Regions from separate parts of the Homo sapiens genome. Here region 1 is linked to region 2. A link is a loop called in an ENCODE intact Hi-C map of the cell type or tissue named here. Cell type or tissue: Caco-2. All regions are shown on one strand. Each heading gives the region's core, and the rest is flanking DNA. Links, peaks and the distances in the headings are about the cores only.

What was found. Peaks named below come from ENCODE experiments on the same cell type or tissue, not always from the same donor. Only the 100,000 strongest peaks of a DNase experiment are listed, where the experiment ranks them.
Region 1: a loop joins it to region 2, with 5 times the contacts of the local background. A loop is called at or near these places in 5 of 110 quality-filtered maps.

The regions. Positions count from the first base shown.
Region 1 is chr12:67,783,908-67,786,824 of GRCh38, reverse strand. No RefSeq gene overlaps it. Among named protein-coding and RNA genes, the nearest start is that of LINC02421, 56 kb to the right of the region's middle. In Caco-2, for the core only: no CTCF peak of the experiment used is centred there; no DNase peak of the experiment used is centred there.
Region 2 is chr12:67,709,517-67,712,433 of GRCh38, reverse strand. It overlaps LINC02421 (long intergenic non-protein coding RNA 2421), which reads left to right. Exons shown (of 5, transcript NR_110063.1): 5 at 1,749-2,917. Among named protein-coding and RNA genes, the nearest start is that of LINC02421, 18 kb to the left of the region's middle. In Caco-2, for the core only: no CTCF peak of the experiment used is centred there; a DNase peak (open chromatin) is centred at 1,613.

The DNA of each region.
Region 1 (2,917 bases), core at 328-2,827, 74 kb before region 2:
GTGTCCAGGATTTACTGAACAGAACAGACATGAGTGCTGTGCTCACAGGTTTACTGTCTAATTAGAAAGCGGTTGAACTAAGAATCTTTAAAATTTCCTGGTAGCTTTGAGATTCTATGATACTATTAGTCTAAAAGTCCTCTATAATAGAGTTGGGAAAATGTGTCGTATATGACTTCATAAAACACTTTGGAGGAGAAAATCTTTTTATTACATTAGATTCTTTTTTTTTAACATTGGATCTTTAATGCAACATTTTCTGAGCACATGTTATGTTCTGGGTACTGAGGCACCGCCGTGAAGAATAACCTACCCTAAAGGAGGTCACTGTCATCTTCACCTCCCTTTCAAACCTCGTTCTCTTCTCTATTTTGGCCAGTTCAGAGTCCCACTGAATAAGACAACTGCATAATTTATCTTCCAAATCAGGACATTTTTTGAAAGTGATAAGGGTGCTATTAATAATTGTACCAGGACAACAGGTGTAAAAAGGGACTTTCCAGACAAATAAAGACATCTGGTCACACTATTAATATACCCTAAATCTTCTTTGAAGTTGAATGTGCAGACTGGGCATCAATTGCTTTGTCAACCCAGCTCTTTCGACCCTTTTTTTCTGTAGAGTGCTCCTCTCTACTTTGCCCATTCCAGAAGTGTGATTCCTGGTCGCTCTTCAGCCACCACAGGTGGTACCAGGCCCAATCAAGTCTGTCCCTGAGGTATTTTTAGAACTGGCTCTCCCTAATGGTAAGATACAAACTTGGGTACTATTGGTGAGGAAGTGGTTTATGTAGAGAGAATGAAGTTAACATGAAGAAAAGAAGAGGTGAGGAGAAATTGAGAAAGAGGATCCTGGCAGGACTTGACTCGAGTTTCCATTTTCCTGATGATTACCTGCATATCATCGTTTGTTATTTCATTGTTCAATCTTTTAACTATATGAGATATATCATATTCTTCCAATATTGTTCCCTTTTTACTTTAGCTAGTTTGAGTTGGGTTTATGATACTTTCAATCCAAATTGCACTGACTAACCCAAGATGCAAAGAAATGATTTAAGTAGAAAAGGTGGCTCCCAAAAAGCTTCCGTCATTTGACAGAAACCTGTAAGTTTGGCCCTATTCTAGTAATATATTTAAGTAAGTCTGGGGCTTCGTGTCAATTCACCTATGCTCTTCACTGACCCCCAACCTTGAACATCTGTTTGATAAATGTGCTCTCTCCTGGTCTGAGACCAGCCTCATCTTTGCCACCAACTTGTGTTGTTGGGCATCTTTCTTGGTCCTTGTTCCTGAGTGTCTGTTTTGGTAAGTTGTACCTATCACAGGTCCCTCATAGGTTAGGGTCCCTCCTTGATTTTTTCAATCCACAGGACTGACTCCTTCAGCTGTAGATGTGGCCTTGTTACCTGCAGAGGATGCTTCTTGGTCCTTATTGTACTTGCCCTCTGTGCAGCATTAACACTGCTGCTCAGATATTCTTTCTTGTCTTTACTTCTATGACATTAATTTATTCCCATTCTCATCCTACTTCTGTAAGTACTTCTCGATGTGTTCTCATACCACTTCTACTTTTGTCTGCTGCCAAAACTTTAGTGATCTAGGAGAGTCTGCTTATTCCCTCTTTTCCTCTAAATATTCTTCTTAGACAATTTAATTGAATCTTATGACATCAACCACCAACAACAGGCTGATGACTCTCGATCCTGTTTTTCCAAGCCAGTTCTTTCTTGAGCTCTTGATTCATAAATCCAACTGTCTATTGGACATCGTCCACTGGGTGGCCCATTAAGTGCCTCAAACTGAAAGCATCGAAAACTGAACTTGCCTTTTCCACAACACTGTTCCATTTCTGATGTCCACACTAGCAGCTAAAACAGAAACCATTCTAGCTCCTTCCACTTCCTGGAATACAGTTCAGAAGTCACTTTGCCCTCTTAATTCTACCTCCTAATAATTATTGAAGCTGTCCCTATCAATTCTCACTGCCAATGCCTTACTTCTTCTCCCTTCTCTTAGTTCCTTCTCCCTTTTTTCTTTTATTATTTCAATGGTATCTTAAATGGTTTTTATTCATCCAGGCCAGCCGTCTTAAATAAACTTTCTTTGTGCTACTATCATAGTATTTCTAGAATACTCTCAAATTCAAAATTCTCCAGTGACTATTATCTACAAAGCAATGTACAAACTCCTCAGTAAGGCCTGAGAAGTAAGGCCTGAGAAGTCACTCTAGATCTGGCCCAGCCACACTCCCTAGACCCTTGTTCAAACACTCTACCAGCCAGCAATGGAAGGGCATCCACACTGGACAGTTGGCCTTTTTCTTAATGGCCATGCCATATTGTCCTATTTAGCTTCTTGACGAGAATGTTTTATTCATCTTTGTCCAGTGAAGATTTGACACGAAGATTTTTCAATACATGCGCTTGATGGAACCTCTGAACTTTCTATTTGGTTACTCATCACTGTGTCTTAGTGACCCAATGGGACCTTCCACAACTCTATCATTCACAGAGTGGAGGAAGGTCCCAATTGCTGATAGTTGCCCCAGGATCCCCTGTGCTTCTCAAATTAAGTCCTTCAGCAAGCATTGCTCCAGAACTTTACCCAGTTTCTTGCCTACTGCTGTTGTCAGTCTAGTTTGAAACCAGCTTCTTCCTAGTGAGGTCTAAGTAATGGGGAAAGGCTTGACATAGGTCCTAAGAAGTGTCATGAATCCATGTCAGATGATATAAGGAAAAGTAGGGGAGGGAGACTCATCTGAAGGCAACTGTGTGTCAGGATTTGTGCTAGAATGTCTCCATATGTTATTTGACCTAATCCTCTCAGAAACCCTGTGGAATAGACATTACAATTTCCATTTTAAAGAGGTTCAGTGAGGTTCCATAATCTACATAAGGTCACCTAGTTGTTAATT
Region 2 (2,917 bases), core at 233-2,732:
TTTAGTTTAAGCCAAAAGTTCTAAAATACAGAGACATAACTACAAAGTAGTTTTGAGACTAATTTCCAATCTTCCCCAACAATTTTGTTTTCTTCATCATCTTTTCTATCTATTTATCTATCATCTATTTTTTTAAGGCTCTTCCATTCCACATATATAGTGAAAGCCTAGCTAGGCAAGATTCCTTTTGGTTGACTGAATCTTCCCCACCAGCATTCCCTCACCCCATAAGATGTTCCTGGTCCCTCCAGAGGCAAGCTTCTTACAGTTCTCAGGCTCAGATGGCCCTGTCCCCCAAAGCTCTACCTCCTCAACTTTTCTCCTGAGGATTGAGTCTCTCTCCTTTCCCCATGCAAGCTCTCCACGGAGGAAAGTCTTGGTTTCTCTTTGATGACTTGGCCTTCCTATAAAAATTGTAGAGAAGCTGATTAATAACAGCATGAGGGGACTTTAATTAATTCACTTTCTCCCACCAGGCATTAGACATATGCAGGCTGTGCTACAGCTAAACTTTAAATAACCAAGAAATGTCAAAAGAGAGATGTGGCATCCACATTCCCAAGATGATATGGTGCAGGAACAAGCATTTGGCTGGGTTTTAGGAACCTTGTGTTCCATCCTCCCTTCTTCTGCCACAAACACACTGATGGCATGAGGTGGGTCCCACTGATAATGTGCATGGCACATTCTTTACAAAGCATCTTCAGATCCATAAGGAAATCCCATCTTCTGCCTGAGCTTTATTTTGTCCCACATCCACTCCCCCACACCATCCCACACACCATCATTATCCCAATTCCTCCAGCTTGCCATCACTCTAAGCAGAAGATAATATTTTAAATTAATCTTCCGAGGCAGGCGGATCACTTGAGGTCAGGAGTTCGAGACCAGCCTGGCCAACATGTTGAAACCCGGTCTCTACTAAAAATAAAAAAAAAAAAATAGACGGGCATGGTGGCAGGCGCCTGTAATCCCAGCTACTCGGAAGGCTGAGGCAGGAGAATCACTTGAACACGGGAGGTCGGGAGGTGGAGGTTGCGGTCAGCAGAGATCATGCCATTGCACTCCAGCCTGGGCAACAAGAGTGAGACTCCATCTCAAAAAAAAAAGGAACTACAACTTATAACTACAACTTATATAGCACCTACTACATGCTACCTATAGCAGTATTTAAAGTTACCTCCTTTAACACAGTGTTCTAGAGAGGTGGGCATCATCAACCCCATTTCACAGGTAAGACCTGGAGCTTACATTTGTTGTTTTAAGTCACAAATCCACTTCAAGGTGGAGCCTGAATTTGAGCCTATCTGTCCATGCTGTCTACACTACACTCTCTAAGCAGCAAATGTCACTCTGGTTTTATTTTCCACACTGTGATTTGGTCCTTCCTTTCACATTCTTGCCTACATAATTATTCTGTCTTCTTTAAACTGCCACTCTCGTCTCCAAAAGAGAAATCACTTTTTAAACTTAAAGTAACATAGAGCAAACACTACCATTTTGAAACGGGAGCACCTCTCCCTGGCTCCCACAGCACACCCTGAATCTGGTCTATGCTGGGTTTGTCTGGAGAACTAGAGGCCGGGCAAAGATTGTGGACAGCTGTGCCTTTATGAGGGTCAAAGTCTGCCTCCTAGGACTGTGAACAGAAAGGAGGAAGTTTACCCATGGCCATATGCTGACTACACAGTGTCCTCCTTCCCTCCTCTCATTCTGAGTCACCAGGGAGTCCCGTCTGTTTTTCACAGGTTCCAGCTGAGGCACCCAACAGCAATGATGTTTTGTGAAAATAGTGTGTGATTTGGATGCAAATGATCCTGGGTTCAAGACTTGCTTCTGTAAAGAAGAGAATACCACACTCTCCTCTCCCAGTCATGTGGGGAGTTAATCGAAACCCACGGAAAGTGCATTGCATAAGGTGGGTGTCTGATAAATGCCCACACCTTTGGCTTCTCCTCTACTGATAACTCTTTTTCCCTCATCTTCCTGATGTAAAAGGTGAGTGGGAGCCTTTATGCCTTTCCCTGAAAGTAGAAGCCAGCCTCACCCCAGCCTGTGAGGCTGCTGAACCAGCCTCTTGCCCTTTCCTGCGTTTCTCAGGGCTTCCACCCTCCCCTCAGGCCCTTTCACCTCTCCATGTCATCTCTTTATTCAGTTCTCCACCAAGCCTTCCCCGCTACCTTCAGGAAGCTTTGCAAACTGGCACGAAACCCTAAATTCACAGTATAGAGTCTGGAATGCACTCCCCACTGCTTGGTGATCCGTCATACCATACTGTTTTCTGCTTATCTTTCTCTAAGACAACCTGTACCCTCAATCTGGTGCCACTTAACATGGCAATAAGAGTGTAGTAAGTAGGGCCACTTCACATGGTCTCATTTATGTAGATGCTTGTTCTTTCAAGCTTGTCACCCCCAATTCAGTATCTACTATAGATACATTGACAGGGCTTGGAAATTGACCAGAGTATGGTCTTCCGTGCCTTCAAATTGCTGTGTGGGGCTTCTGAGAAGACAAACTTTGGAAATTGCCCCTCTTTTGCAGAGGATTCAGCGGAACTCAGGAATATGCCAGTACCCACCTACCCTGTGATAGCCAGCCTCTAAAATAGTCTCCAGCGATTTCTGGCTTCCAATACTCACACTCTAATATGGTCCCCTCCCACACTGTATCAGGGTTGGTGTGTAACCAGTAGAGTGCAGGAGGAGTGGTAGATACCACTCTGGAAGAGAGATTATGGATGTCATTTGGTCCTGTCTTGCTTTCCCTTGGATCACTTGCTCTGGTGGAAGCCAGTGGCCAGTCTCATGGACAGTTGGGCAGCCCAGTGGACGACCTAACAGTTCGACTGCCACTTCATGGAAGACCCTGAGCCAGAACAAGTTAGTTAAGCTGCTCCCAGATTCCTGACCCTCAG